Regions from separate parts of the Homo sapiens genome. Here region 1 is linked to region 2. Evidence: read pairs that join two places in POLR2A ChIA-PET (ENCODE). Cell type or tissue: MCF 10A. All regions are shown on one strand. Links, peaks and the distances in the headings refer to the core of each region. The heading gives the core; the rest is flanking DNA.

Region 1 (16,573 bases), core at 7,450-12,449, 51 kb before region 2:
GACAGTACAATTTAATCATATGTTTGCTGATGTTTGGTTTCAATGGATAATATTGGAGAGCTAGCAGTTCTATGTAATGGCAAACAAGTTTTGTACTTACCGATAACACCACACATCTAGGCTTGACAGTGATAACTTCCCCATATGTTATTTGCAGAAAGTTTAAAGTTGAAGGGTAGTGAGTTGTTGTTGTAAGAAAGAAGGAGAAAAAACGGCTCAAAGAAGAGTTGATGGCTGGGAAGGCAGTGGTCAGTTATATGGCAAAAAGCTTTCACATGACTCTAACTTGGCGTCTGGGAAAACAAAGCAAGGAGGTTCACAATAAATCATTTATATGCACTAGATTGGCAAAATTAAGAGATCTGATGATAACAGTGTCTCCAATATTATATATGAAACTCTCTTTATACTTTTAGATAGAATGCTGATACACATAAGAATTTTGGAAAACAAAATTAGCATCTCACACAATAAAATATATGCACATGATAAGGTCCAACAATTTCTCTTCTGAAGTAGAGAAAATGTGGGCTTTGTAAACTCATTGATACCTTGTCTTTCTTTTTATAGACTGATTTTCCTAGTCTTTGAAAGAGTTTACTAAAGATTGAAATTATTCGTTCATTGGATATACAGTATTATTTAATAGTAAACCATCCTGGCCTGATGTTTTTAAGATAATGTTTTAATTATTAATTTCTTTAATTAAATATAGGTTATAGGTCCAATCAAGATTTTTATTTTTTAGTGAACCACTTTTGGTAAGATATGTTTTTCTGGGGTTGTGTTCATTTAAGCTTTCAATTTAGTCCTGTTTTGAGAGACCCCAGCTAAATTGGGGTTCCAGTATCAAGAGCTGATAGTAACCTTGCCTTTTTGAAAATGAAGGATTGCTGGATGTGGGTGTTTATAGTGTGCCTTCTATGGATACTTCTTTTACCTGACTGGTGGCCTAATGCCTAGTTATTCAACCTATGACATAGGAGGTCTCTCACATGGAAAACTTGGTTGTACTGGCAGGTGTGTGGCTCTTATCTGACCTATGTCTAGAGTATGCCTGCCTGACCATACCTCTGATGGTGGGAACCCTGTGCTCTCCCCAGCACCCCAGCGAAAACTTGGTTTGGAGCAGCCATTAGTTCTTTAGGTGGAAGGTGCAGATTCATTACACTACCATGATAGGAACCAAGTTAAAATATTTTTACTTAAAGATCCTGGACAGGAAAGGCACAATGAGGAGGGAGGGTGGCCTTCCATTCTCGGGTCCTGCCAGCAGGAAGGAAGAGTCAGGCAGAGAGAGATTGAGCATGGGTGGCAACTAGCAGTATACTTGAGGGAATAAGATATGGGTCACTTTAGGCTCACAGGCAAATTCCTGTGTGGCTTGTTTAAAGGAAGAAGTGGGAAAGCGGGGAGCCCAGTCTGCTAGGTGAGGGAGATGCCCCTAAATTCTTATCTCTGCCTTCTGGCTTGAACCATTTAGGTTTGGTGTAGAACTGGAAACTGTGCCAATGGTGACTGAGCCCTACTTTTGGTATAAAATAGTTAAATATGTCTTCAAAATGGATGCCAAGGCAATATAAGATTATAAGAATTCACTACAAGCCCCCTTCGACGACTGTGGCTTAATAGGGCAGACTCAAGCTCAGCTCTCTGGTTTTATAGAGACCCCAGGAGTTTCAGTTCCTATTACCTGATATTGGCATTTGCCTCCAAGACCACTTATTTGCTTATCATTCAAGTTTGAGTCCACTTTTCCTTTGTGGGTTTTTGTTAGTTTTGTTGTTATTGTTTGGTTTAGGAGATTCTCTTGTATTCTCTTTTGTTCAACATTGTATTAAAAAATATATTTACTGAAAATTATGTAGAATATAGTTGTAATATACTAGTAGGACTTTAAAAGCTCAGGCCAAAGCAAATGTTATCTCACTCTGTTTTTCAGAAAAATTTGAGTTCCCAAATGTCATTAGATTTCAGGCAGCCATATAGCTACCTGAGTGATATTTACCTTGTAAGTTGGAACACTGCGAAGCTTCTTATTACACTTAGCATTGTATCCTTAAGGTTCATCCGTGTGGTAGCATGTGTCAGAATTGCCTTCCTTTTCAAGGCTGAATAATATTCCCTCCTATGTATGTACACATTTTGTTTATTCATCTATCCATAGACACTTGGTTCCTTTCACCTTATGCTATTGTAACTAATGCTGCTGTGAATATGGGCGTTGCCTTTGTTTTTAAAATGTCTTAAGACACTAGTGTCTGGCTGTAAAGTTGTCATATTCACTCTGGACTTCTGATCAGTTTTGGGAAAATACTAGGTTTTATTTCATAGTGGGTTCTCCACTGCTCAGATCTCTTAATAATCAAATTGCCAGTTGAAACCTTCATCAGCAATATTATGCCTACATCATCTTCTTTGCTGTATGACTGTTTACTTCACTCCAAAGTTTATATCATTGTTCTTTAATGAGGTAAAAAAATTCTTGTAGAGTTTGCACTATGTGAGAATAGAATCATAAAATATTTAAGCTAGAAGAAATTTTAGTGATAATGCCAAGTTTTCATTTCAAAGCTTATTAGGAACTAAGGAATCAAATGATGGTCAAAAATCACAGCTGTGATTTGAACATGAGACTGTTGAGTTCTAGTCTATTTACTTTGCCATGTTGCCACAAAAGTCACGTTTCTCAGTATCAGTTTCCATTTTTTAACTACAAAGTAAATTTTAAAAGATTAATGAGTAAGCAGACTGTGAATATCACTGGGATATAATCTGAAAAGTATTTGTGAATCAGTCTATGGATTCACCTTACTTGGATTGTTTTCCATTTTTATAAACTGAGTACTTCAACAATATGGTTAATTGAGGCCTACATGAATAATGTAAGGCACAACTTTAACCTCATCTTGAAAAGTGCCAGAATCACAAATGATATTGATTTTTATTGCCTAATTTGTGCCACTTACAAAATGAGTATTTTGGTTTTAGAGATTTATTCTTAATCACATGAGTTGCCATATATTTGCTACATTCATATCATTTAAACATCAAAAAAATAAAAGTAAGTGGTCTATGTCCCACCATATACATCCTAAATGATGTATCTTGGGATGTTATTATATTTAATATCAATATGAAATGACCTTTCTTATTTTTTTTACATACTTTCTGTTGTACAGATGTAACATTATATATTTAACCAGTGCCTTTTTGATGAACATTTAGATTATAGTCTGTTGCTATAAAAAAGTACTACTATAAATACTTTGTGTCAACATCATTTGCATATATTTGCAAATAAATATATCTATAAGGTAAATGTCTGGAAGTTGAAATTCTAGGTCAAAACATGTATTACAGCTTTGATAGACAATGCCAAATAATCTTACATAAAATTGTTTTATTTCTGCTAATTTATACTTCCATCAACAATAAACAAAATATGTCTGTTGAACACAAAATGAAAATGGCAAGACCATGTCTCTTCGAACAATATTTATTGCGGCTGCAGGTACCCAGTTGCTCATGAAAATCTGGGACAGGGATTGAGCAAGGCTGACCATCGGATTCTGATACCAGAATCCCCACCTTTTGAGCTTGGGGTTTTTAAGCAATATAACTGAAAAAGTGTCAGCTCTTCTCCAGCCACATTCAAGACCTTGCATCCAAGCCTCGTGTCATAACAACAGTATGATGTGCCAGAGCTTGGTCTCCATCTCTTTTTTGCAACCTCAGCATTTATTGATTGGGGCCTTTCCACTTGTACAATTAGGGGAATAGGGTTTGAGACTTGTGGTCACAGCTCAAAAGAACTTGTGGTCTGCGCTGCCACCTCAGCATTTACTAGGATTGATTGTCTCAAACAATGACTGGTTTCCACAGAATTTTGCAGAAGGCCAGCCTGCAGGAAATTGACTGGGACCTGTTAATCCTTACCTCTTGGTCTCTCTCCCCATAGCCTCATCAGTACTGATGGTTGACCTGACTCACTAACACTGAAGCTTTTGCCCATCCATTTACACTTCATCTTTTGATAGCCTATAGTGGAACATCAGTGTTCTAGCTCTGGCCCAAATACAGGCCATCTGACTGCATCCATGTGAGCCCTCTACAGTAGGTAATTTGAATAGCAGTTGAATTATTCAATAACAAAATTAATATTGGAATGGTGGAAACATGCTTTATTAAGAGCAGATTTTCCACAATACTTAGATTCCCAGGATACTTTTTTATCTTAACTTCACTTTTTCCTTAGTAGGCTAATAGATGGATTACCACTTATCATCAATTATTCACTAGTTTTGTGAATAAGTATATAGAATCAACAGAATTGGCCTCTTGTCTTCATTTGATGGAGAATAGTATGGAGACAGCTCATGCATGAAAAGAAGGCAAAATCTAAATAAGTCTCATTCACAGTTCCAGACCCTCCAAATTTTATCAAGGTTAAAAGGAGGCCTATATGAGTTGGTAATTTAATCCAGAGGGATAAAAATGAGAAATGAGAATAGCAATAGTGGATTTTTTTTTTTTTTTGGATAAAAGGTTAAAAAAAGAGGACTTGTGGAAAGACTGTTGTTGTTTTCACCTTTCCCATTTTATGTTTGGAGATCTCTATAAGATGCAGATACTGGATTCTCATTTCCTCATATCACCATAGGTTATTCTGAGGCCCAAAGTTTCTGATCCATCCTTGTGCCACTGGAGAAAGAATGGCAGAATGGCATAGCAACATCTTCCCTCTCTCCACTGCTTTCCTATGGAGCCAAGGCTGGGAAGGCAGGATATCCTGGTGTCCCATGACTATCGACTAGACAAAAAGAAGGACAAACATTAGCCATATAACCTCCTGAGTAGCTGAGACCATGGGCGTATACCACCATGCCTTGCTAATTTTCATATCCTTTCTTAAAGAATGGGGTCTTGCTATGTTGCCCGTAATTCCTAACCTTAACTGATCCTCCTGCCTTGGCCTCCCAAAAGTCCTATAGGCCATTATAGATAAAGGACAAGCATTAGCAGATTTAACATGCTGTATGAAGAACCTGCCTTAGTGATACTCCAAGAGAACATCTGCAGGTACAGGGAAGGAATCAGCTCTGTCCTGGAATAATCCTGCAATTAGGAAGTTGAGAAGAAAATGCCAAATGGGCCCTTGAAGACCATCTGCTGTACACTGTGAAAGGGCTGCAGCAGATGCTGTCTAGGTCAGGAGATAATGCAAGACTGATGTTTGCACATAGCTGAGTAGTGATATTGATAATACATTCTGTATACAACTCTCAGAGCTTTGACCACATAATGCTTACCAAAGAAAACAGAAAAGTGTAATCCAATACATTTTTCAACCAGTCAAGTAGACTTACATAAACATTGTAACTTAAAAAAAAGTTATTCTAAGTAGATGATATTTCAATATTAAATATTTTTTAAGTTTAATATTGGAATATGAACTCTGATGAATGAAAGCTATTCATTAAAATTCAGTTGACTATTTCTATTCAGTTGAGGAGTGTGATGGTTAATTTTGTATGTCAACTTGAGTAGACCATGGAGTACCTAGATGTTTGGTTAAGCATTGTTTCTCAGTGTGACTCTCAGGGTGTTTCTGGATGCACTTAACATTTGAATTGGTAGACTAAGTAAAACAGATCCCTCCCCAGTGTGGGTGAGACTCATCTAATCCCCAGAAGGCCTTAATAGGATAAAGGGCTGAATAAGAATTCTCTCTCTCTGCCAGATATTCTTCAAGTTTAAATACTGATCTTCTCCTGCTTTTTCACTCAGAGTTGGGCAGGAACTTAAAACATCAGCTCTCCCAGTTTTCGGGCATTTGGACTAGAACTGGAAATATACTATTGGCTCTCTTGGCTCCCCAGCTTGCCAACTTCAAATCTTGGACTTGGCTTCCATAATTATGTGAGCCAATTACTTACAGTAAATCTGTATCTTTTTTTTTTCTGTCTCTCTTCACACACACGTGTGTGTGTATATACATATTTATGCCATAAACTATATCCATATCATATTGGTTCTGTTTCTGTGGAGAACCCAGACTAAAATAAAGAGTGATATTATACTGCTTTCATTTTCTAGCAGTTATTTTATTTTAGAAAGCCAGAAACATATGAGGTAAATGACTTGTTTTCTGTTCACACCGTATATTGGCTTCTGGTTTACATGGTTTTTTAAAAAATTTAAGTTATAGAAGGCCAAATATCTATTTCAACATAGAAATAACAATGTACTGAGTTCTATGAATGCAAGATCTTTATATTTGCAAATAAGTGTTTTGACTGTCAGCAGTTATGAGGGCTTAAGGCAAGAAATAAATCTAGAAAGAGCCATATTTCTCTGCTGAATTCTTATAAATATTATTTTAACTTTGAATGCCATGAGTAATGCATAATTCTATGTACATGAAATTGTATTTTTTTATTTATAAGAGAGCTTAAATATCTCCACATCATAAACCATTAATTTTTTCTCTTTGATATAGCATATTCTAGAAATTCTCTGCTATATTGATATAGAGGTTGGATTTATGCATTCCATGGAAGTATTTCTGGCTTCTTTATGATAAGTTATAGGGCCTTTCATGATCATTTAATTATTGCTCTTTTCCTTAAACCAATTTACAATTCCATGGGGATTTACAGTTTATAAAAACTTTTAAAATGTGTAATTTGTTTTAATTATTATAACTTTGTGAGTTAGGTCTTATTATTATCACTTTTCAGCTGAGGAAATTGAATCTGAGAGAGATTAAGAAAGACTTGCCTAAAGCCATAAGGTGAATAAGTGGCAAGAGCTGAGCTAGAATTCCCAGATAAATGTATCTGTAAAGGTTCTTGCTACTGGCATTTAGTCCCAATTGTATCCTGTAAACTAAGATATTTTTACAGTTTTCTGTACTCACACTGTTTCTTTAGTTCGCAACCTTTGGACGACATTGACTTCCAATTCTGGGTGCATGTCGTTGGATTATACTAGAAAATCCTTTGTGAAGTGTCTAGTTTTCTAGAGATTTTAGTGTCTGAGAGTTATTATCAGCTATAATTAACCCATATATCTTTTTTTTTTTTTTGAGATGGAGTCTTGCTCTGTTGTCCAGGCTGGAGTGCAGTGGCACGATCTTGGCTCACTGCAAGCGCTGCCTCCTGGAATTAACCCAAATATCTTTTGAATAGGTGGTGAAAATGAAAACTCTGTTTGGAGGAACTGATTCTAATTGATTACTTTAAGAAGTTTTTTTCTTTTTTTTTAAATTTAAGATAAGGCAACAACCACCAATGTTTACATTTTGTTTTAAAGTATGCATCCAGAGGGAATGATGATTTAAATGTTTCTTTGAACTATATTTTTCTTAGATAGCATATTTAAAACATGCAAAAGCAATTGTCACCCTCTGTGGCCTGAAGTAGAGTATCTGTCCTTAAGTAATTAAACTTGTGTCACAAAAGCCTCTTGAAAAAGATAACATTGCTTAGGCAAGCTGAGAGTATAGCCTCAAAAGTGCTAGGTTCAAACCACTGTCTGAAGAATTGTTACTCACGAAGCCCTCCTCCTGAGCTGCAAGTAGGAGACCAGCATCTTAAAATCACTCCTAAGTCCAAACCACTGTCTGAAGAATTGTTGCTCACGAAGCCCTCCTCCTGAGCTGCAAGTAGGAGACCAGCATCTTAAAATTACCCAATTGTTTGGACTTTATTCCTCGTTCTCTACCTGCTCGGCTGATTCCTGGAAGCTGAAAGTGATATGTGTTCTGTGTGTGTAGATGCATGAATGTGTGTTTTTGGGGCAGAGGTCCTTATGTGTGTTGTACTCATCCCACATCCCTTTAAGGATGTGGAACAATAAGATATACATATGTTAAAATATTTGTTTTGGGTAAGTGAATCATTTCTTGAAGGAGCACAACCTCCAGTATAATAAAAAGGTTCATGTCTTTGTCTTTTCAGAAGCAAACCTAATTTGGCCCAAAGTCAGGTTTATAACTGACTAGGGAGCCTGGCACCAATGAGAGCTCTTCCATCCTGGCCCCAGAAAGCTGAGCAGATCCCATGGCCACCTCATGCTCACTGGTACAAGGAGTACTGGGCATGGGCTTCAGCCATGGGACATAGAACAGTAACCTTCTCTATCACTTTTTAGAAAAGAATACCATGGACCCAGTTTTCCCACGTTAGAATTAGAATTAAATAATTTCTTTTTATTCGATAACCTATAGAAGGACATGAAGAAAAACGTGAAAGATGAGTTAGAACTATTAATCTACAAAGATTATTAGAATATTGTAAATAATATTATATTTAAAATATAAGTTTAAAATATGATTTTTATTCTGATGTCTTCTATGAGATACAAGCAAACTAAATTTAACTAAGCTAAAAATGTGATTCAGAAATGAACTCACATTTTTTTCGGCCTTGCTTGGGAAGGTCCTATTCACAACAAAGCTAACTTTTTCTAAAAAGGTTCATAACTAAAGCAACAATGATTAAACCTTCAGAATACATTGAAGTTCTAATTGTAGTAGTGAAATTCGGTGGGACCAATATAGAAGGGAAGGGTGAGTTTATCAACAGTAATTGTATATATATATATCAAAGAGAAATACAAAAATATTTTAGAATCTACTGTGTCTATCACTTATTTGGTAAATAACTTAAACTGCATCTACAGTCAATTGCATGAAAACATTTTTTATTTTTCTGTTGTCTTTGAATACTCTGTCTGGTTTTGGGATAAGAGGAATCATCACCTACAGGTCATCACCTACAGGTCACTGAAAAAGCCTGCTTATATGAGACAAAAAAAGGAAGGAGGTGGCTGAGGGTAGTGACTCACACCTGTAATCCCAGCACTTTGAGAGGTTGAGGCAGATGGATCACCTGAGGTCAGGAGTTTAAGACCAGCCTGGCCAACATGGTGAAACCCCATCTCTATTAAAAATACAAAAATTAGCAGAACGTGGGGATGCACGTCTGTAATCCCAGCTACTCGGGAGGCTAAGGCAGGAGAATCACTTGAACCCAGGAGGCAGAGGTTGCAGTGCGCTGAGATCACGCCATTGCACTCCAGCCTGGGCAACAGAGTGATACTCTGTCTCAAAAGAAAAAAAAAAAAAAAAAAGGAAGTGGTGAAGTGGAATCTTGACATGGTGAAAAACCATCTTGCCATACTTAGCTTTTGATTTTTCCCAGGATGAAAATCAGCATATACAAATAAATAGTAAAGTACTAGAGAGAGAAGAGCTCTTTCAAACATTTTAACTACACAAAGCTTGTGTTTGATTTGACTGATTGTCAAAAGTTTGTTTCAATTCAAATAAGCCTGTAAATCTGCTTCAAATGGACAATGTTATTTTCTGTCAAGTAGCAGGACCCACAGTGTTTCTGCCTCTGTCCAAGGAAACAATTTAACTCCAGTAACTTAAAACACAAGATCGTTTTAGCACAACTAAAATAAGTATTTCAAGTATCACAATTCAAACTGGGCCATCTTAGAAGTGAACTTGATAACATTTATTTGATTCAAATTATGAAACTAAAGTGATCTACAAAAAGAACAAAACATTTGTTTCATGGCCAAAATGCTAATTGTTGATGAAAAACACATTTTTTGACTTTAATAATGCACATTAATGTTATCCGCATGTTGGTTTTTTGCATTATTTCCAGACTGGGGGAAGTGAAAATATGATCATTCTTATCCAAGACTAGTGACTACTGAAAGACAACGAAGAGTCTGTAACCTGCAGAAACTTGACTAAGTTAACAACTACTTCCTGTGTGACTGTGTGATTGTGTGGGATATGTGTGTAAGTATGCATGTATGTGATAACAGGGATTTGGCTGTGCCAGTTTATTGTTTAGTATTCTAGAGACAAGATCCTTCTGGCTGCTGCTTCATTTGAAGAACTTTAGAAAGAGAATACTACCAAATGCCAATTGCCATTTCCCTTCTTTAAGCTGGCTGAAGTCAAAAGTGCAGTTGTAAAATATCAAGATGCAGAGATATCAATACTTAGAAATCAACAGTGACTACATTTGAGATCTTCAAACAAATTAAAAGCCAAACTGAATTTACAAAATATAAAACTAAAAAGGTATGTTAATAATGCCCCTATGAGTTATGAAGTTATTTCTTCTTCTATTTCCAAAGATAAGAAATGTTTGAAATGATAGCTAGCTCCCTTTGTGCAATGTGTCATACAACACAGTAATGAAATGAAAATGGGATGTTATCTGTGGAAATCACCCACAAATTTCCGTTGTGTTATCTTTTGAAAAATTCAAAGGCAAGCAGGAAGTTCTAGTGTGAAATAAAGATTTGGTCTTTTTGCAAGCTAAGTGTCCAGGAGAAAGTGTATGCTTATTTCCATACACACAGAAATATTTAAGGAACCCATTAACTATTATTGCTGTTCAAGGAGGGGTAAACCAGAATCTAATTTGTAGTATCAAACAAAACATATGGTAGATTGGAGAAGATATCTATACATCTAAATCACTTGTGTGGTCATAAATATACAGCCTGAGCTAGTTTAATATTTAATCAAAGGACATAATAATTTAATTTCTGAGACCATTCTTTACATACATACCAAGGGAATAGGATTAAGTTACCTCTATAGCACCTTTGCAATAACGTTAGTCTCTAAATGTTAAATTCCTTCTTTCCAAAAATGCTTCATTAAAGTCTTAAATGATAAACAGTTAAATGATAAACAGTTTAGTATTACATTATTATTTTGAGAGAAATAAATTTGAGTTGCCTAAATACAACATCCACATTATAGAATGTTAAGTTTTATTATATCTATAGATATTTATGGCAGAATATTTTTATCTTCTATATTAGGAACTCATTTTTGAAATGACTACACTGATGCCAAATTCTGCTTCCTGAAATAGAAACAGTATCAAAAGCCCCAAATGGCTTGGGCATAATTAATCTGAATCATATACTGAATAAGTGTAGTTAATTTGAATTCTCTGTAAAAACACATTTAAATTAGGTATTTAATAGGGCATTTGTATAGACATTTCTCAAGAGAAGTCAATGCACATAGAGTGATGTGTCTGCATCTGTGTTTTGAGACTTCAAAATGATGTTGTTGATGAAAGTACACATAGCACCCGTCATAACACATATGATTGTGTGTTATTTCCATTGTTTAGTTTATAATAAGTAATTTGTTGGATTGGTTCTGACAGAACCTACAGAAAGCTAAAAAACAAAATAGTTTGTAACCTCCTAGCTTAACTTTACAGTGCAAAGTATGAAAGAGCAGGTTTGGAAAAAGAGACAATAGGTTCAAAGAAAAACAGATCTTCCTATAGGGCAAGTTATTTAGCCTCTGGGAGTCTAATTTTCTCACCTGTAAAATGTGGTAGGGGCCAGGCGTGGTGGCCCACACCTGTAATCCCAGCATTTTGGGAGGCCGAGGCAGGCAGACCACGAAGTCAAAAGATCAAGACCATCCTGGCCAACATAGTGAAACCCCATCTCTACTAAAAATACAAAAATTAGTTGGGCATGGTGGCTTGCGCCTATAGTACCATCTACTTGGGAGGCTGAGGCAGGAGAATCGCTTGAACCTGGTAGCGCCATTGCACTCCAGCCTGGCGACAAAGAGAGACTCCATCTCAAAAAAAAAAAAAAAAAATGAAATAAAATTGTGACAGGACTGTACCTGGAGGGCTGTAGTCAGGATTAAATAGTGAATCTAAAACATTTGCCTAAGACCTGAAACATAGAATATACTCACATGAATGTTATGATAAAAATGATGAAGAGGGTAAATAGGAAAGGAGAGAAAAGAGGCGGGTGGTATGGAGTGGCTTTAAGTGGTTAGGGTTCCAGTTGCTAAGGCTGTTAAAACAATTAACCTGATATTTGACTTCAGGGCTCTTCTTTCCATTTAGTATCTCACTGCAAAAAGGTTTGGGAATTGTTATTTTTAAAAAGTGTATTATTCATTCAACAGTATTTTAGCGTCTCATATGTCATAATCACTGACCCTGGCACTGATAATTCCAGTTTCTACCTTCATGGAGCCAGGAGGACACTCTCTCTCTCTCCCCTCCCCCTCTTTCTCTCTCTTTTTCATTTACTCTCTCTCTCTCTTTTTCATTTTCTCTCTCTCTGTCTCTGTCTTTCTCTCTCTCTCTCTCACACACACAGAGTACAATTACAAGTGTGACAAATGCCAGGAAGGAGAAGCACTTTATGTGAGGAAGGCATAGGACTGAAGATTTTACCTAGTTCTGGAGGTCAGAAAAGGTTCACCTGAGGCTGAAAGATAGTGTGGGGCTGCTTTGCGAAGAGAGGGGAGAGCAGAGTAACAGCATATGGAAGGCCATATGGAGGGAGAGAGAAGGGAACATGGGAATACTGCAGAACAGAATAGGTCATGACTATTAAATACATTCCGTTACTGTTTTAAAACTCTATAGTTTAAAAGGAATATAGAAAAACTTCCATGTATATTATCTACATTGAATAAAATTTTAAAACCATTGAATATTCAACCAGAGTAGGTAGCCACAAAACATTGTTTTATATTCTCTACGTTTCTAGTTACTGGAATGTCAGCTATACAAGATATAAATGCACACAGCTTTTTCTCAAACTTCAGAATACGTAGTAAATCCAAGATGAATTATGTCCTTGAAACGGCTTGAGTTAAATCAATAAAGATAAGCTTCAATTTATATGTTTATATTTTCACAGTTATAGATGTTCATTTCTTGTTATGTACTTGATCCAGATGAAGAGATATCAAAAGAAAACTATAGCAATCTATTAATGTCTTACTTTGAGATATGTAATCACTGGAAAATACTTTTAATATATTTTTGATAATATGCCAGTCAATAATGGTCAAGATGATTCATAGTGCTGCTAACTAAAGAATAGGCATGCCCATTACTGAGGCATTTAAAACCTATCAAGACTCAATGTGTCTCAACAGTATTGTGTTAAGCACAGGATGATGAAAAAAAATGAATCTACCACCAGATTGTGAATTCCTGGATTACGCATCTGTTGTTATAATGAGCCAGGGCTTGTCTAACCTATTCTGCTTTTGGATTATTTATAAAGGAGAGGGATTAAATTATGTGTGCTGTGGTAATTCTACTGAAGTCTTTCAAACGTTTCTCTGCTTATCTCTTTGTCTAAGTCAGGAGTCTATGCACAGTTTTGATGATTTAGGTTTGAGTAAGGATATGTCTGCCCCCAAGAGATTTTTCAAGTATTGCTGCTTTAAAGTAGCCAAACATTTATCTTTCTTATTAGATGGCACATTATTAAATGATTATACCATTATATGTCTCACAGTGCAAAGGAAGACCTGTACAAGTAAATATTTCTACTTTCTTAAAAGGTACTGAGATATTTTGAGTGGGCATGAGGTACAGATTATTAACACACTTTAAAATATACCTGTTCTTACACCTCCTGAAATAGGTTCTCGGGATCAATTATTTCTGGAGCCCTGCTATGTGAAGTCTGATGTAGCAAAATAACAATAATGGTGATGATGATAAATGTTCGTTGTTATTACATGCAGACTACATGTTAAGCAATGTTCTAAGTGCTTTACGGTCCTTACAACTGTCTCATTATCTGTCCCTTTCCAGAGATGAGGACACTGAGGGACAAAGTCCCTTAATAATTAAATTCATAATATTCATTCACCCCATTTTGTCCAGAGTTAACTTCTTAAACTACAGTGTTGATTACTTCCCTCCACTAGTTAAAACTCCTGAGCATCAGCTCATTCACTCCAGGACACAATTCATGATTTGCAGAAAGGAATATAATACATTCCATAATTCAGTCACCCACCAGTATCATGTCTTGTCACATATATCAGAGTTGTGGAGGGCTAGATAAATGCAGATACTTGGGCTCACCCCAAACAACAAAATCTAGGTCTCAGAGAGATGGACCCAGAGACTAGCAGCATTTTCACAGTCTCTTCTGGTTTTGTCTTCTACAGACAGAGCACCACAGTCCTCTATACACACAGTGCAGGGACCTGTGAAATTCAGTGATCATGAATTACTTGTACTTCCCCCAAGGCTTCACACCTTTGCACCCATGATTCTTGAAGTTTAGAATGCTTTCTGTCTTGCCTCCTGGCTTTTTCAGTACCCACGTCAGATGTGAACTCTTTGGAGAAGTATTTTCTGACTTTAGCAGAGTTCACCACTCATCTCCTGCCTTACCTCTGTTTTGTGTGCATTCGTTATTAAATCTTTACCACAGTGAGTTATAAATGGGAGAGTAAGTCTCCCTTGTGGGATCTTTAAGGATTACTCCATTCTGGCTGTGGAAATTACACTTGGAGGGCATATGAAATCAAAGGATTTATTATCCTCAGAGCTCCTACAGAGGTAGGGCCACCAGGGGAGCATGCCAACCCAAGCAGGTGGGGAGCTGAGAAAAACAGCGAGGACCTATGTGGAAGTGCCTGTGTTGGGCATCAGGGTAGACTACACAAGCAGAATATATGAGGGGATTTCAGTGGTGCATTTGGTTGCCACTAGGGCCGTAGTCAGGGGAAGGCAAAAAGGGAACTTGCAACAGAGACCAGCCTTATCGCGCTGATACACTAGGTCGCCTGGGTGGGGTGCTCAATCCCTGTTTGTGGGGATGTTGAGGAATCAGGAAACATGAAATTTTGAAAATTCATAATATATAGAGTGTCATTATTTATTGACTTTTCTTTCTTTTCTTTTTTTTTTTTTTTGAGATGGAGTCTCGTGCCCAACGCACAGGGTGGAGTGCAGTGGCGTGATCTCGGCTCATCACAACCTCCGCCTCCCGGGTTCAAGTGATTCTCCTACCTCAGCCTCCCGAGGAGCTGGGATTATAGGCGCCCGCCACCACATGCAGCTAATTTTTGTATTTTTAGTAGAGACGGGGTGTCTCCATGTTGGCCAGGTTGGTCTCGAACTCTTGACCTCAGGTGATCCACCCGCCTCAGCCTCCCAAAGTGCTGGGATTACAGGCGGGAGCCGCTGTGCCCGGCCTATTTACTGGCTTTCTATCTCTCTCACCAGAAAGACAACTGAACATAAACTTGCCAGACACATTCCTGTGGTGGTTCTTCTCACATTTTCTTCTTCAGGTCCTAGTTTTTTGTATAATTCAAACATATCCTTTTTTGGTTTAAGCTGGTCTCCAACTCATCTCATTTGTTTCCTACAGATTCAGCTAGACACTGCTTCTGTCATCTACATATCTATTTGCAGAGCTTTTAGACTTTGTGATTGTTTGATGTTTAGGTTTAAACTAAGTAATAGCAACAAATGTATAAAGTATTGACCAGTCTGCACCCTTCACATGTCTTAAATTACTGCTTCTCAAATTGTCACATACATACAAGTCGTGAAAATTTTGTTAAAAATTCACATCCTGGGGCAGGGTCTGGGAGTACACATTTCTAGCATATTCTTTGAGTGCTAAGGTAGACATCACTAAATACTCACAATAACCTAATGAAGTATGTAATAAAATTAACCCACATCTTCCAGATGAGGAAACTGAAGCAAAGAGAGATTAAATAAATAGCCCAAAGTCACAAGTTAATATGTGGCACTGCCAGAACTGAACCTGCATTCTTAGGCTCCAGAGCATGGGCTTTTGACTGCCACTCTACACAGCCTCTAAGATCAGCAGTCTTGCCTCCCACATGTATATAACTTTGGCTCTTCATGTTCCTAGATTCTGTGGCACTTATCCATATGATTTTGGAAGGTAAGGAAGTGCTGGCTCTTTTCTCACTGCAAAATAGATTTTTTGAGTTGCCTGGGAATGCAGTTCCTTTTTTCCGAAGGAGTGGTGAGGGGTAGAGGCAAAGACAAATGGTTTAGATCAGTGGTTTCAATATTGTCACAACTTAGATTCTTGTTTCATCACATTTTAAATAAAAATATAAAAATACAAATAGGCCTTGTTTCCACCCTCTTCTGGAAGGGCTACTGATTGCATGATCCACTAACTCTTGGGCCAGACAAAATATTGATTGGTTGAGTCCTCTGAGTTCACATATATCTGTATAAGAATAGCTGAATTGTTTCCTTAGATGGATATTATAAATATAAGCAAAAGGGTTAGTTAAAAAGTTACTTGTAGACACATAAACTATATTCAGGATCATTAAACAGTAATATATGAAAGTAAATATACATTATACAATTATATGGTTCTATCATCTATTCTAATCCTGCCTCAGTAGGGAATTGGAGAAACTTCCCTAACTGGGACACTTCATAAAAAATACAGATTTCTGGTCCTAAGGCTTTGAACCAAATTACTGGGCAGGGAGCCCAAGAATCTCTGTATTTAAAATGCTGCCCAGGTGATTCTGATGATCATCTAAGTTTGACCACCAGTATTAGACCACTTTGGCTTTTGGCAGAAAGATAACCACTTCAATATCTCTCAGCCCTTTAATCAAAGAAGTGTCTCTAAGGTTATTTCTTCTACCATATCATATATCACCTGTTGGCTGCAGCTGCTGAGGGCTTTGGTGTTTAACCATTTGATG
Region 2 (16,573 bases), core at 6,320-11,319:
TTATTGTGTGGGAGTCTAAGTCTCTTTGTAGGTCACTCAGGACTTGCTTTATGAATCTGGGTGGTCCTGTATTGGGTGCATATATATTTAGGATAGTTAGCTCTTCTTGTTGAATTGATCCCTTTACCATTATGTAATGGCCTTCTTTGTCTCTTTTGATCTTTGTTGGTTTAAAGTCTGTTTTATCGGAGACTAGGATTGCAACCCCTGCCTTTTTTTGTTTTCCATTTGCTTGGTAGATCTTCCTCCATCCCTTTATTTTGAGCCTATGTGTGTCTCTGCACATGAGATGGGTTTCCTGAATATAGCACACTGATGGGTCTTGACTCTTTATCCAATTTGCCATTCTGTGTCTTTTAATTGGAGCATTTAGTCCATTTACATTTAAAGTCAATATTGTTATGTGTGAATTTGATCCTGTCATTATGATGTTAGCTGGTTATTTTGCTCGTTAGTTGATGCAGTTTCTTCCTAGCCTTGATGGTCTTTACATTTTGGCATGTTTTTGGCGTGGCTGGTACCGGTTGTTCCTTTCCATGTTTAGTGCTTCCTTCAGGAGCTCTTTTAGGGTAGGCCTGGTGGTGACAAAATCTCTCAGCATTTGCTTGTCTGTAAAGTATTTTATTTCTCCTTCACTTATGAAGGTTAGTTTGGCTGGATATGAAATTCTGGGTTGAAAATTCTTTAAGAATGTTGAATGTTGGCCCCCACTCTCTTCTGGCTTGTAGAGTTTCTGCTGAGAGATCCACTGTTAGTGTGATGGGCTTCCCTTTGTGGGTAACTCGACTTTTCTCTCTGGCTGCCCTTAACATTTTTTCCTTCATTTCAACTTTGGTGAATCTGACAATTATGTTTCTTGGAGTTGCTTTTCTCGAGGAGTATCTTTGTGGCGTTCTCTGTATTTCCTGAATCTGAATGTTGGCCTGCCTTGCTAGATTGGGGAAGTTCTCCTGGATAATATCCTGCAGAGTGTTTTCCAACTTGGTTCCATTCTCCCCGTCACTTTCAGGTACACCAATCAGACGTAGATTTGGTCTTTTCACATAGTCCCATATTTCTTAGAGGCTTTGTTCATTTCTTTTTATTGTTTTTTCTCTAAGCTTCCCTTCTCACTTCATTTCATTCATTTCATCTTCCATCACTGATACCCTTTCTTCCCTTTGATCTCATCTGCTCCTGAGGCTTCTGCATTCTTCACGTAGTTCTCAGGCCTTGGCTGTCAGCTCCATCAGCTCCTTTAAGGCCTTCTCTGCATTGGTTATTCTAGTTATCCATTCATCTAATTTTTTTTCAAGTTTTCTAACTTCTTTGCCATTGGTATGAATTTCCTCCTGTAGCTCAGAGTAGTTTGATTGTCTGAAGCCTTCTTCTCTCAACTCGTCAAAGTCATTCTCCATGCAGCTTTGTTCCATTGCTGGTGAGGAGCTGCGTTCCTTTGGAGGAGGAGAGGCTCTCTGCTTTTTAGAGTTTCCAGTTTTTCTGCTCTGTTTTTTCCCCATCTTTGTGGTTTTATCTACTTTTGGTCTTTGATGATGGTGACGTACAGATGGGTTTTGTTGTGGATGTCCTTTATGTTTGTTAGTTTTCCTTCTAACAGACAGGACCCTCAGCTGCAGGTCTGTTGGAGTTTGCTAGAGGTCCACTCCAGACCCTTTTTGCCTGGGTGTCAGCAGCAGTGGCTGCAGAACAGCGGTGGCTGTAGAGCAGCGGATTTTGGTGACCTGCAAATGCTACTGCCTGATCGTTCCTCTGGAAGTTTTGTCTCAGAGGAGTACCCGGCCTTGAGAGGTGTCAGTCTGCCCCTACTGGGGGGTGCCTCCCAGTTAGGCTGCTGGGGAGTCAGGGACCCACTTGAGGCAGTCTTCCTGTTCTCATATCTCCAGCTGCGTGCTGGATAAACCACTACTCTCTTCAAAGCTGTCAGACAGGGACATTTAAGTCTGCAGAGGTTACTGCTGTCTTTTTATTTGTCTGTGCCCTGCCCCCAGATGTGGAGCCTACAGAGGCAGGCAGGCCTCCTTGAGCTGTGGTGAGCTCCACCCAGTTTGAGCTTCCTGGCTGCTTTGTTTACCTAATCAAGCCTGCGCAATGGCAGGCACCCCTCCCCCAGCCTCACTGCTGCCTTGCAATTTGATTTCAGACTGCTGTGCTAGCAATCAGTGAGACTCTGTGGGCGTAGGACCCTCCAAGCCATGTGTGGGATATAATCTCCTGGAGCGCCATTTTTTAAGCCCGTCGGAAAAGCGCAGTATTAGGCTGGGAGTGTCTGGATTTTCTAGGTGCCATCTGTCATCCCTTTCTTTGACTAGGAAAGGGAACTCCCTGACCCCTTGAGCTTCCCAAGTGAGGCAGTTCTTCACCCTGCTTCTTCTTGCGCACAGTGCGCTGCACCCACTGTCCTGCACCCACTGTCTGGCACTCCCTAGTGAGATGAACCCGGTACCTCACATGGAAATGCAGAAATCACCCGTCTTCTGCGTTGCTCATGCTGGGAGTTGTAGACTGGAGCTCTTCCTATTCAGCCATCGTGGCTCCACCCCTCAATGATCTAAGTTACTTTCTTAAAGTGACACAAACACAAATATTGAAGGTGTTTCAACTCTAAATTTTTGTTTTAGCATCATGCCATTTTAATACGAGACATTATATAACTATTTTGTAAAAATGGAATGAGATATAGAGGATTAATTTAGGGTAGCATTAATAAGGTATTTTATACCATCAGGTCACATTATTTTTCAGTTATTGGACTGATATAATTAGCCATCTATTTGAATAAAGAGAAACTTTGTCCGTATTTTATATTCTCAAAAATATTAAATAAATTTTTTAAAGTTGAAACAAAACAGAATCTATAAATATTATTGTATGGAAAGCCTTTCTACCTGTAACATAAACCTCAGAAACCATAAAGAATAAGATTGACAGAGTTGATCTTATAAATATTTTTAAATTTATATGGTTAAAGACACCATTAACAAAGTTAGAAGGGAAAATTAAAAATATTTAAAACCTAACTGAAAAGAAAAAGGCTTAATACTCTCACTATATAAAAAAGATACAGTAAAACAAAATATGCAAGAAAACCAGCAGCCTAGAAAATAAAATAGGCAAAATGTAATGAACCAACAATTTAGAGAAGAAATGTAATGACTAATAACCATGATAAAAATAAACATTTAAAATGCAAATTTAAACAATAGTTTTTTTTTTATATTTGTCAAATGTGCAAAAAATATTTATTCATTATTAGCATCAGCTTTTGGGAGTAGTTGATTTATAAAATTGAATGCTTTACACATGTGAAATATAGTGATATATATGAGTATGTGCTTACTTGTAAAGATAGTTTGTGATATATGCTTTATTTGTAACAAAGCAATATGTACAATTTCATTGTTTTGATAGAAAACTAACCAGAAATAAATGTGTACATATGTTTATCTTTATGATTAAATACAAAATATACTTATATGGAAATAAGCATATATAAATATGTACAAAAATATATAAGCATATGTATTTTAAGCTTGTAAATAAGATTTTTATACACATATGTATTTTGTGTGTGTGTGTGTGTGTGTGTATATATATATATATAAAATAAGCATATTGGTGCCTTTAAGTGTTATGTTGGAGAAAGAAGGAGGAAACACATTTTTCTTATTGTTATATACATTTAAAACTTTACCACAAAGTGATTTTTCAGTAACTTTTTTGTTGCCCTTTTTAGTGTAGTAAGCATCTCTTTTATAATCACAAATAATAGTAGGTTGGTGCAAAAGTAATTGTACCAACTTAAATATAGTGGTTTCAAATGTTTTGTAAATTGTGAAATTATATTCCTATTATTAATTTCAGTAATTATATCCCTATTCCATATTGTATATTACTCAGAGTTTATTAAAAATCCCCTTACAAGGTTATTATAATAATGAATGCTCATGATAATGGAAAAAATAAAAAGAAATAACCACACTAGAACATCAATACAATTCCTCAATCATAGTATATATATTTTAAAAGATAAAAATAGAGATGTCACATAAAATAATGTGTCCAAAATAATGTTAAAACATATAAACATAATCTTTAACATAGCAAGTATCCACAGCTTCAGTGTTAATCTCTTTATGTATATATAAATTTATATTAGTCACTGATAGGAACTAGAATAATTGCACACATGCAGAAAAAGCTCATGAAGGTAATATCCCAAACAGAATAGTGATTCTTTGTGGAGAGGAAGAGGGACTGGAATAAGTGGTCAAGGGCTTACTTGTCTTAACTATGATTGTGTTTAATAATAAAAGTGATTGCGAAAATTTTAACAGTTTAAAGAGGGAGATAGAAATATTTTATATTTGATTCTGGTAGTGTTCATATGACTGTTTTTGTCAGAGCTCATAGCACTATACACTAAAAAGGGTGAATTTTACTGTGCTTAAATTATAAAACAACTTTAAATAGAAACTGGAAGAATATACAGAATATTGTAAATATATGGTATTTTAAATCATAGGGCTTTAACTGTAAAATTGTTATAAAAACCCTTAAAATCTATTTTCCAAAACATATCCTTTTATCTCATTAAAATAGACCAGATGGCACAAAAACTTAGGGATGTTTATTTATTGAAGGTTCTTTGCCTCAGCATGAGGTAATCTCACATTCAGTCCTATGTGCAATTTATGAGAACTGAATTTCATGAGAATAAAAACATGTTGAGTAATTAACAGATTATAATATTTCAGTTATTGGCTTCTATTTCTATGTAGTCCAACCTACTGTATAAAATAGGGTGCTCATTTTCTTCTACTTTTTTCCCTGGATAGCATAGGCATGGACCTTTAAATTCCCAATCAAGTTTACTTAATATTTTCCCTATACAATAGCTGTAGATGTTGCAGACAAAGACAGGGTGAGCTTCTCAGTTGCTTTGCGAAGAGAAATAAATTGTGATTAGTAAGGTACATAATAAATACATCTTAAAATTTAATATTAGAAGTAATATATTCTTAGCAGATACTCTCATTTTTTTCTTTTTAAATTATACTTTAAGTTCTGGGGTACGTGTGCAGAACGCGCAGGTTTCTTCCATAGGTATACACATGCCGTGATGGTTTGTTGCACCCATCAACCCGTCATCTACCTTAGGTATTTCTCCTAATGCTATCCCTTCCCTAGCCCCCCCACACCCCGACAGACCCTGTTGTGTGATGTTCCCCTCCCTGTCTCCATGTGTTCTCATTGTTCAACTCCCACTTATGAGTGAGAACATGCGGTGTTTGGTTTTCCATTCTGGTGTTAGTTTGCTGAGAATGATGCTTAGTCAAGTATCCTTTGTCCATACGAGAGATCACCAATGGCTCTAGTGGACTGTTGCCCTATAAACTAACTGCATGTGCTTCCTATCTCAAGAAACTGAGTCTGTCAGCCTGGGTTCTTTGGCCAGATTGTTTTTCCAGCACAGGAAGGTGGCCAGAAATGCTGATGAATTAACTTACAAAGTGACCTTCAAAAAATGAAGGACAGGAGTTTGTAGATGAATACTGTAGGTATCTAACCTCTTAAGAGGCAATTCTGAGCTTTGTTTAAGTACATAGTCACTTGAATGATTCCCAAAAGGATTGGCCACAGTTGTCCATCAACTAACTGCTCACTAATGTTTTATATATCCTGTATTATATGTTCTTCCTTTTCTGTTTCATTATCCTCCCTCACCATGCTTCCTGGGATCACTCACCACCCAAACAAAAACAAAAACAAAATTCATTCAGATCCTGTCTCAGGATTTGGTTTTGGGTGAATGTAAACCAAGACAGTGTACATAGAGATTTCCCAGATGCCCTTTATACATAAGAAAGACTTAGATCATAGCAGGGTGATGTTGGATAAAGAGATGCAGAAGCTGGTATTTAGAAGTCAGACCAGCTTGAGTTGAAATGGTACAGTCAAAGGGATGTGGGTGGGAGACCAACTGTGTCTGCAACCAGGAGTGAGAGAAATTATAGCTGAATGATAATAATGAGTGCAAGGCCATGTAGCAATATTGCAATTAAATTGTAGCTGGATCATAGTAACCATTTCTGCTTTAAATAAATTAGAGGTTAAAGCATCTCTCATTGTCAGTCATGTAGCTACACATTTACAACTGACTACTTTATAATTTTCTTCTATTTTTATCACCTGCATTAATGTATTTCTTAGACACTGGTTTCTTTTCCTTGAAATAGATTCCAAACTAGATGAATTGTTTTTCTACTCAGTTTCTGGACCCAAAATAAAAAAGGAATCATAGACTCTTAGAATGGTCAAGGACTTTAGAGGTCAACTATTTCAATACCTATGCATAAATATTCATACAATATGTATAGAAATTTCATTATACCATAACCTGAGATTTGAGACTAGAATATTTGAATCTCCTTTAAAAAAACTATGTTATCAATTTCCTCTGTACTTTTTGTTTCTGTTCCTGATTTTTAAAGCATGTCTAGTATATTCTGGGATATTAATCAAGAGACATAAAAAATGTGCATTAATATATTATGCATGTCTGCCAAGAACATTCAAAGAACTATACATGTACATATAAGTGATATTACTGTCAATTCATAATGAGAATTATTAATTAGACTGTAATTGTAGCTTGCCATTTCTAATCCCTTTATCTGATTGGTTGAGAATGAAGCAGGTTAGTAGAAATGTCATATTTCTTTTAAATCAAATTCAGTATGCTTTGGACATCCATCCCACCTGTCTGCTAGAAAATTCAATTTTAGTCATTGTTACGGCCTCCTTACATAGCTTTAACGCACCAAGCAGGCCCTTTATTCTGTTCTCTCTTATTTATGCTAGTAACTAACAGGACACTCAAAGACCAAGCTTAAAGAAGCCTTGATTTCATACACTTATTTTTTTCTTTCATATACTTGGTGCCTTAGAATATGTGGTGACCAAGAATTCAGATGCTTAGCATACAACTCTCTGTTTTCCTAAAACATCGTGCTAGAAGTCAGAGACATCACATCTGATCACTTCAAATCTGTGCATCACAGATCTCCTGCCTTCTGTCTCCCTAGGTGCTACATGGGAGTGGACTCAGGGTCTTTGCTGCTTCAGTCTCTCCCAGGCTCAGTCTTAGAGTATGCTTGTTTTCACTCATTGTTCTTCTGCCTATCCTTTCTCCAATTGGTAAAATCCCCTCCTGGGTTTCTAAAGAGAAAACGTGGCAGTTACCAGCTTTACCATATACTCAGAGTTGTGTGGTGGTCACACTATGACTATGGTCACACTATGACCACCATTGTCATAGTGTGCCTCCTGATGCAATGCCAAGAATGCGTGGGCTGAGTCTGGTCATGTGGAAACATCAGACAGACATATGTTGAGGGTCATATGTATGAGGGTCTATGAGAGCATGCAGGGCCTATACTCTTTAAGACTGTCCAAGGACAGGAGAAGTAGGAGAGGGCTAACAAGCTTGAAGGAGTCTGATGAGACATGACAGCTATATGCAGTGTATATTCTTGGATGGTTTACTGGACCAAAAAGGTCAAAATGATATTGTTAGGGAACTTGGCAAAGTTTGAGTGGATAGTAGTGAGCTGGATAGTAGTGTTATGCTAATTTACTAAAGGGGAAGGATATATGTTGATATAGTATAGGGGTGTCCTTGCTTTTAGACTACACACTGGAGTATTTAGAGGTGATAGGGCATTCTGTTAGAAAAAGGACTATGTATATAGAAAGAAAGAATGAGAGGGTAATGAAACAAATGTGGTAAAACATTAATAATTGGGCACTCTGTGTAAAGAGAATATGGAAGTCACTTGAACTATACTTGTAATTTTTTTGTAGGTTTGCTGTTATTTCAAAATTAAAAACATAAAATTTCAAAATAATATTTTTTGCCTAAAATTTATCATTGTGTCAGGAAAATATCTTTGAACCACTCAGTTCAAATATAGTACATTGTACTAGAAGACTACAGTAAGTGTATAATTTCATTTTTTTAATGGCAGTGTCTCTCTCTGTGTCACCCAGGCTGGAGTGCAGTGGCATGATCATGGCTTCCTGCAACCTCGACCTCCTGGGCTCAAGGAATCCTCCCACCTCAGCCTCCTACACAGCTGGGATTACAGGTGTGTGCCACCACCAGAAGCTATATATTTTTTTTTTTTTTTGGAAAGTTGGAGTCTCACTGTATTGCCAGGGCTGATCTGTATCTCTTGCCCTCAAGTGATCCTCCTGCCTTGGCCTTCCAAAGTGCTGGGATTATATGTGTTAACCACTGCACCTGGAATAATTTTTGATGCAGATGCAAACCTAATGAAATATAAAAAGATCATTCTGTTACTGCTAAGAATTGAGTGTTTCAAGTAATAGTACTTAGGCTAAATCAGTGTGGTAAGTGATACTACTGGCCATTTTTTGACACTCGGAAAAAAGGCCAGGTGGTTAAAAGGAAAAGCACAAAGCAACAACAAAGCAATAATTCTTATATACTCTTTACTTTCTTTGAAAGCAAAGTGTTTTTAATTTTAAAATTACTTGACTCTCTTTTACTGCTTTCCTCTATGTTTATTTTCTGCACAACCATTTTCTTTTTTTTTTTACAATTTTCTGTATAGGCTTCTATGGGAAAAAGCTCTGTAACTGTAGTGTGTATTTATAGTTGTGAAATAGCTTTTCTTTTTCTTAGTCTTTTTGTTTATTCCCCAAAATGAGTCACTGATATTGCTCAACAGTTCTTGGGAAACAGAGGCCTGTCCCTTGTTAATGTCGTAAGTTGTCTTTTCCTGGAAATCACCAAGTGAGTAAACCAGAAGTCCAACTGGAATTAAATAAACATATCTTTCAAACCGACAGTAATTAGCTAAGATTTTATAAGAATATCATGTATTTTTGGTTCTTTTATAGGAGTTTGTATATATCCTACTGAAGAAAAAACTTCAAACCTTTTTGTCATCTTTGTTAATATACTATTTTAAAAATACAGATTAAATCAAAATGAAAACAGTTTTTCATTTAGTACTTCCAAAACCCATATTTTGTTCAGTGTTATTTTAATGTACTTAGTTCCAGCTGTTCTTTCAAGGTCTACATAATCATGCTTGCAGCACACTTACTTTTTCTAGGGGAAGATGTATCTTTTGGCAATTTACTTAATAGTTAGTCTACAGTTTTTATTGGATCCTACTAGATTGTTCAGGTTCTTTATTAAAGGCATTCTAAATGCTAATACCTGGCATCCTTACCTGTTCCTTTTCCCCATTTTTATATTTTATCTTGCTTACCTGCCGGGTCAGAACCCAGCATTGTGTTGGTTATGAAGTTGCCTATTTAGATCTCAACAGTTTCAGTGTAGTCCAGACTGTCTGTGGCAGCCTAAGAGGAGAACTAGGAAGGAAGAAAGCTTGGAAGGAAATGGCCCTTCACTTTCTCTAGAAGGATCCTGTGGATTGGCCTTCTTCCTTGATTCTTCTCGATCTTGTCACTTTGTAGCATGTCACTTAAAAAGGTATGGGGAGCTCCCACATAGAAAAAAAAGATGCAGTTTTATTGGGAAGGAAACACATATGAGAGGTGGTCTTTTTTACCTAATAAGGTTGTGTGGTGATCATTTGGGGAGGAACTGAGCTGGAAACAAATTGGGATTTGTCTTGAGGCAGATGACATTCTGGAGGCAAGGCCTGTCCTTTCTATCTGAGGCTGTTCATATGCTCCTTTAGAGGACTCCTGCTCAGGGTAGTTACCTCAAATTTGTAGGCTCAGTTACCCTCTTTTCTTTTATTTAAAAATATGAAACACCTCCTTTATAACATATGTGGAATGCATACCTTATTTCTGTAATAGTTTTTCTCTGAAAATTTTGCTTGTCTTTAAAAAGTATCCATATCATCCCCCACCCCCAACTGTTAGTAAGATATGCAACACTGACTCTTGGAGTGAGTGTTAGGGAGGGAGGGGTTTCTCATCAGAGGGAAGGAGATGGCAACTCAGATAATGGTCATGACAAGGGGGTGTGGAGCCCTCATTATGGTGTGTGCTAGGCTGATTTTCTGTAAGTCTTTATGATAACCCACAAGACAAGCATTGTCATCTTTCCTCATAGACTAAGAAATGCGGTCCTGAGAGGTAAAGTCACATGGCAATGATGCACTTGCTCTTTCCTCTACTTGAAATGTCCTTTGGGTTCTCATGGCTGACACTTTTTCATTCATTGTTCAGGTTGCAGTTCAAATGTCACACCTTCTTTGGCTAAACAATTCAACTTCCTCTTCAAACATACAACACTCATTATGACATTATTTCATTTCCTTTATAGGATTTTTCATGTCTTACATTTTTTGTGAGTTCCAGTAGAGAATGAAATTTGTCTGTTCCCTTTACTGTTGTATTCCCAACTTCTAGCGCCATGTATCATATAAATATAATTGGGCAAGTGAATATACCCAGGCTATTCTCGTGTAGAAAGCAGCAGAAGCCCTCTGGGAAGTGTCACAAAACTATTTCAACAGACTTACACTAGTTGCTCTGAAAATTTTTTACTGCATATACATGGGACTCAGATTCTGAGACCACCTTGAACATTTTTTTGGACAATGTTTCCTACCCATAGATAAATCTGAGATGTGTCTGCTTTGCTCTGCAAATGAATTCTTAGCAAAATCCTGTCTGTCTGTTTGAGTTGTTCTTAAGGAACAATGTTTAATCTATTGTGACCTTGTGTAATCTATTAGTACTCTTGCCGATTAGGACATGCACAACATCAAAGGATATTTTTATGGAAGATTATGACCAAAACAAACTGTCTGTGGCCACAAAAGGGGAATTTCTCTTAGAAACATAAACTGATTCAATAAGGGAGGAGCTGACATTTTGATTTCATTACCGTTACACTGAAAATTAATGAATTAATCAAGCACAATACCCTCCACTCTTTTCTATCACTTGTCACATTTTCCCCTGAATGAAGATGGCTGGAACAGAAATGAAGTGTCCCTGTAGATTTTCCCTTATACCCTTTTTTACTATACTTTATAAATACCCAGGATCCCTTTTTTTAACTAACAGGACTTCGAATGAACTCCTGACAGTATCTTGATATGTCCATGTGTTTGGAAAGCTGTTTTTTTCCCCCCTTAGTTTTGGGTATAGCAATGAGTAAAGAGAATAAAACTTGTTCTCTAATATTTCTGACTTTATACCAGCAAACTTTCATATTTCTCTCTCTCTCTCATCGTAAGTTTCCTTGGCATTATTGGTTCACATGTGGCTTTGCTTTAGTGTGAAGTCTGTAAATATATAAACCTCTTTTATTCTGGGGAAACCATCTTTTTATTATGTCTGGATCAACTTTCCAAACACTGTTTTATTAGCCAAGTTACTTCACTGAAATAAAAGTAAAGCTTTGGAGATATGAAAAAGATACCATGTACATTGAGTTGAATGGCACCTGAAAACTGGCTGGGAGAATTTCCTGGTGAATTGGAATATGCACTTGTTAGGTAATAGGACAATACACCATAAGAAATAGAGTGACCTCTGCACAAAATTTGAAACAAAAAAGAATGCAGAAGAATTGTTAAAATGATTCCTTTTTTATTAAAAAATCCTTTGCAATTTTCTTTCCCATAGATATGCTCTGACTTTATAATTAATTAACAAGTTGTTTACTTCATTTTTATATTGGATAAAATTATTTTTCATCTATCAGAAAGTTCTTTCCATAATTTCAAGAGTTCTGGGTGAAGTATTGCTAGTGTGACATACACTCCTGCTTGATTTATTACTGTTTATCATTTTCTTTGATTTTGATATTCAAATAAAAAAAATATTTCAAGTGAAATTTTATATAAAAATGCATGAAGAGCTTTTATAGAATCTAAGTAAAAGCTACTTTCTTCTCATATATTTTGGTAATATTGGATAAAACGACACTATTTCTCCTATTTATAAGTTTTTTAAAAAATTCATCCTGTGTCATTTTCATTAGATTGCTTTCAGATGTCATACTTTTCTCTTTGCCACAGAAGGTTAAAGTTAACTTTCCAGACAGCAGTGGTGAAAATTAAAACTCTGTTTTTACTATCATTATGACTAATAAATTAAAAGATAAAAATGGCATAATTTTTGATTGCCAAAACACTGTATTGACATCTGTCATTCTGGTTACCTGAAATAATTTATGAAAACTACTCTTTGTATATTATAAAGCACTACATATAAAATTAGCCCTTAATTCTTTTTTAAAAATAATTTTAATTAAATTATTATTTGATATACTTTCTTCAAATGAGTTATGTAGAATCTTATAAAATTTTCTTTATTACAGTTTTTAAATTGTGGTCTCTGCTTTTAACACTTTTAGAATTAACATTTTTATTCCATGGATTTTGTTAAGGTTTTGTAAAATTTATTCTTTTAATGAAATTTAAAAATATAGCCTCCTTTCTTTAAGAAATTATAAACAATGATCTGATTTTAAAAAATATATTAATAAAGATAATTTGAAAGGCAGAAAATGTAATCAGGAAGAGAAAAAAATACTGCTAATCAGAGTGACATAATACACATTTATATTAAGAGCATCTTTTTTTTCTCTTAAAAAGTCTTAGCATGCTCAAATGAATAAACAAATAAATTGTGGTGTATTCATACTAGGCTAATAAGAAAATGCTATATTCAACAGCGTGAAGACTCTGAAATGCATTATGCAAATAATGAATCATATAATCATATTATGTGATTTTATTTATATTCCATTCTAAAAAAGGCAGGGAAATAAATAAGATTAGTGGGTGCCAAGGGCTAGCATTATGGGAGGAGATTTGACTATAATGTGGCACAAGAAAACTTTTTAGAGTGATGAAAATACACTATTTTTTTATTTGTATGTGTTTGTCAAAATTCATAGAATTATATACTAAAAAAGTGTTAAATTTATTGTTTGTAAATTATCTTAATGAACCTGACAGTGGTAAAACAAAGTTTGCTTACTTTCATGAAAGTTTCCAGAAGATAAATTTTCTTAATCAACATCCAGTAAAATAAGCTTTCTTTATAATTAAAAAACAGCATATTGAGGAAAATCAGTGTTCTGTTAAATATACAATGTTAACTTTTAAAGTTAAAAATAACAACAGTTGGGAGGGGTGAAGGAATGAGTATTGACTTATGTGAGGACATATTCATCATTTTAATTTTAAAAAATTATAGCATTTCATTGGCTGAGTTTAATTAGCTAGGCTGGAAATCTGTTTGCCCCTTCATGCCTATTTTCCACTATTTTTCTTGTGGCTTTCTGCTAAAGAAGCTGATCTGCATGGCCTGTATTAAGAGGCTCCTTTGCCCTCCAGACAGTGATAATATTGAAGAGAGGGAAGAGAGTGAGGTAAGCGAGCTTCCCCCAGTGAGGTGCATCAGAACAGCTATGTTCCTCAACTAAATGGCACTGCTCCACCAAGCTGCCTTGGTCTATTCAACACTTTCTTTCCAAGTTCTGGTAACTTCTTCCCTTTCCAAAGTTTTTAGGTCTATTGATTTTAGCAGTTGCCTATCTTTTTTCCAGGGTTCAACACTCCCTTTTGTAGTTTCTATAGCTTTGTAGTTAGTCACTTTATTAAATCTTTCTTAAGTTATACTAACTGTGTCATTATTTCCAGCTAAGGTCCTGACTAGTATGCCAGCCCAATTAGCATTATTAGAATGTGAGAAATAAAGAGGATAAAATAAAAGGTGTAAAAAAGAGCATAACAAGTAAAATAGAACTAGACTCTTGAATTAACAAGTGTAACTGATGCTTGTGACATTGGTTTCATAATCAAGGTAGACAACAATTCATTTAGTTATGTGGTGTGCATTTCTCTTTGTCCATGCTTTTTGAAGTAACTACAGGGGAGCAGAGTCCATTTTTTTTTGAGATAAACCAGGAGGCATGCATTGCCATAATCTCAGACTCACAAAACATGAACCCTAAGATATCCTCCTTCTCTTAAACCATGAGGACCTGCCCTGATGACTCAGTCACCTCACACTAGGCCCCTCCTCCAACACTGGGGATCAAAATTCAGCAGGATATTTGGGTAGGGACACAGAGCCAAACCATATCATTCCACCCCTGGTTTCTCTCAAATCTCATGTCCTTCTCACATTGCAAAACACAATCATGCCTTGTGGCACAATCATGTCAACAGTTCCTTAAAGTCTTAAGTCATTCCAGCATTAACTCAAAAGTCCAAGTCCAAAGTCTCATCTGAGACTAGGTAACTCTCTTCCACCTATGAGCCTGTAAAATAAAAAATTAGAGATTTCCAAGATACCATGGGTTACAGGCATTGGGTAAATGCTGTCATTTCAAATGAGAGAAACTGGCCAAAACAAAGGTGCTACAGGCCCCATGCAAGTCTGAAACCCAGCAGGGCAATCATTATACCTTAAGGCTCCACAATAATTTCTTTTGACTCCATGTCTCACATCCAGGTGACACTGATGCAAGGAGTAGGCTCCCATGGCTTTGAGCAGCTCTGGCCCTATGGATCTGCAGGGTACAGCCCCCACAGCAGCTTTCACAGACTGGTGCTTACTGCCTGTAGCTTTTCCAGGTGCATGGTGCAAGCTATTGGTGGATCCATCATTCTGGGGTCTGGAGGATGGTGGCCCTCTTCTCACAGCTCAACTAGGCAGTGCCCCAAAGGGGACTCAGTGTGGGGGCTCCGACCCCACCTTTCCCCTCCCTACTGCCCTGGTAGATGTTTTCCATGAGGGCTCTGCTCCTACAGCAGACTTCTGCCTGGACATCCAGGCATTTCCATATATCTTCTAAAATCTGAGCAGAGGCTCCCAAGCCTCAACTCTTGCCCTTTGTGCACCTGTGAAAGCCTTACACGCTTGGTGGCTGGCAGAGGGTGCAAGCTTTCACCACATGAAAGCCTTGGTGGCTTCTGGCTTGCAGCCTCTGGAGCAGCTGACTGAGACATATCTGGGGCCCTTTTAGCCATGGATGCAGCTGTAGTGGCTGGGACACAGGGAGCAGTGTCCCAAGCCTGCAAAGAGGAGCAGGGTCCTGAGCCTAGCCCCTGAAGCCATTTTTTTCCTCTTAGGCCTACAGCCTGTGATGGGAGGAGCTGCTGTGAAGTTCTCTGAAATGCCTTGGAAGCATTCTCCCCATTTTCTTGGCTATTAACATTTGGCTCTTTGTTACTCACGCAAATTTCTGCAGCAGGCTTGAATTCCTCCCCAGAAAATGACTTTTTGTTTTCTACCACATGGTCAGGCTAAAAATTTTTCAAACTTTTATGCTCTGCTTCCTTTTTAAATCTAAGTCCAATTTCAGACCATCTCTTTGTGAACGCATATGAGTATATGCTGTTTGAAGCAGCTGGCTCTATCTTTAATGCTTTGTTGCTTAGAAATTTCTTCCACCAGATACCGTAAATTATCTCTCTCAAGTTAGAAGTTCCACAGATTTCTAGAGCAGGGGCACAATGCCACCAGCCTCTTCGTAGTAAGAGTGACCTTTACTCCAGTTCCCAATACATTCGTCATCTTCATCTGAGACCTTCTCAGCCTGGACTTCACTGTCCATATCATTATCAGCATTTTGGTCACAACCATTCAACAAGTCTCTAGGAAGTTTCAAACTTCCCCTCATTTTCCTGTCTTCTGAGACCTCCAAACTTCCAACCTCTGCCCATTACCCAGTTCCAAAGTCACATCCACATTTTCAGGTATCTTTACAGCAATGCGCTACTTCTCTGTGACCAATTTTCTGGATTAGCCAGTTCTCACACTGCTAGAAAGACATTCCTGAGACTGTGTAATTTATAAAGAAAATAAGCTTAATCAGCTCATAGTTCTATGGGCTGTACAGGCTTCTGCTTCTAGAAGCTTACATCATGGCAGAAGGCAAAGGGGAAGTAGGCACATGTTCACATAGCCAGCAGGAAGGGTAGGGGACAGGTGCTATGCACTTTTAAACAACCAGACTTTGTGAGCTCTATCTTGAGAACAGCAAGAGGGATGGTACTAAACCATTAAGAACTACCCCATGATTCAGTCATCTTCCACCGGGCCCCTCCTTCAATACTGGGGATCACAACTTGGCAGGAGATTTGGATGGAGACACAGAACCACACCATATCATCCCGTCTCATTTCTCTCTGTAGGTAATCATTATAATGTAGTTAATTCATCTTCATTTTACAGATGTAGAAAAGGAGGCTCAGATCACACAGCAAATTATTGGCAGAAATTAATTCAGACTCAATTTTCTTGTACTCCAAAAACCATATGGTATAGCCTCCTGTAGCTGCTTTAATTTTACCATCAGAAAGAGGGAATCAAATTTATATACATTTTTCCATAGCACTTCTAAACATTTGATATTAATGCAAACCCAAAAATGCAAGTCTTAATATGTCATGTTATCCTCTGAATTGAAAAAGATATACAACAGAAGTTACTAAAGGCTGAGTCATGTTAGGATAGTTTAACTTTATTTGGAAGTAAAATGAACTCTAGAGTTCCTTCTAGAACTTCCATTCTGAACTTGCAGACTATGATT

Evidence for each region. Peaks named below come from ENCODE experiments on the same cell type or tissue, not always from the same donor. Only the 100,000 strongest peaks of a DNase experiment are listed, where the experiment ranks them.
Region 1: POLR2A ChIA-PET joins it to region 2 with 5 read pairs; 2 of 35 experiments call an interaction of 5 or more read pairs at or near these places.

The regions. Positions count from the first base shown.
Region 1 is chr5:120,078,783-120,095,355 of GRCh38, forward strand. No RefSeq gene overlaps it. Among named protein-coding and RNA genes, the nearest start is that of PRR16, 380 kb to the right of the region's middle. RefSeq lists a silencer at 9,699-9,899. In MCF 10A, for the core only: no CTCF peak of the experiment used is centred there; no DNase peak of the experiment used is centred there.
Region 2 is chr5:120,130,489-120,147,061 of GRCh38, forward strand. No RefSeq gene overlaps it. Among named protein-coding and RNA genes, the nearest start is that of PRR16, 330 kb to the right of the region's middle. In MCF 10A, for the core only: no CTCF peak of the experiment used is centred there; a DNase peak (open chromatin) is centred at 8,773.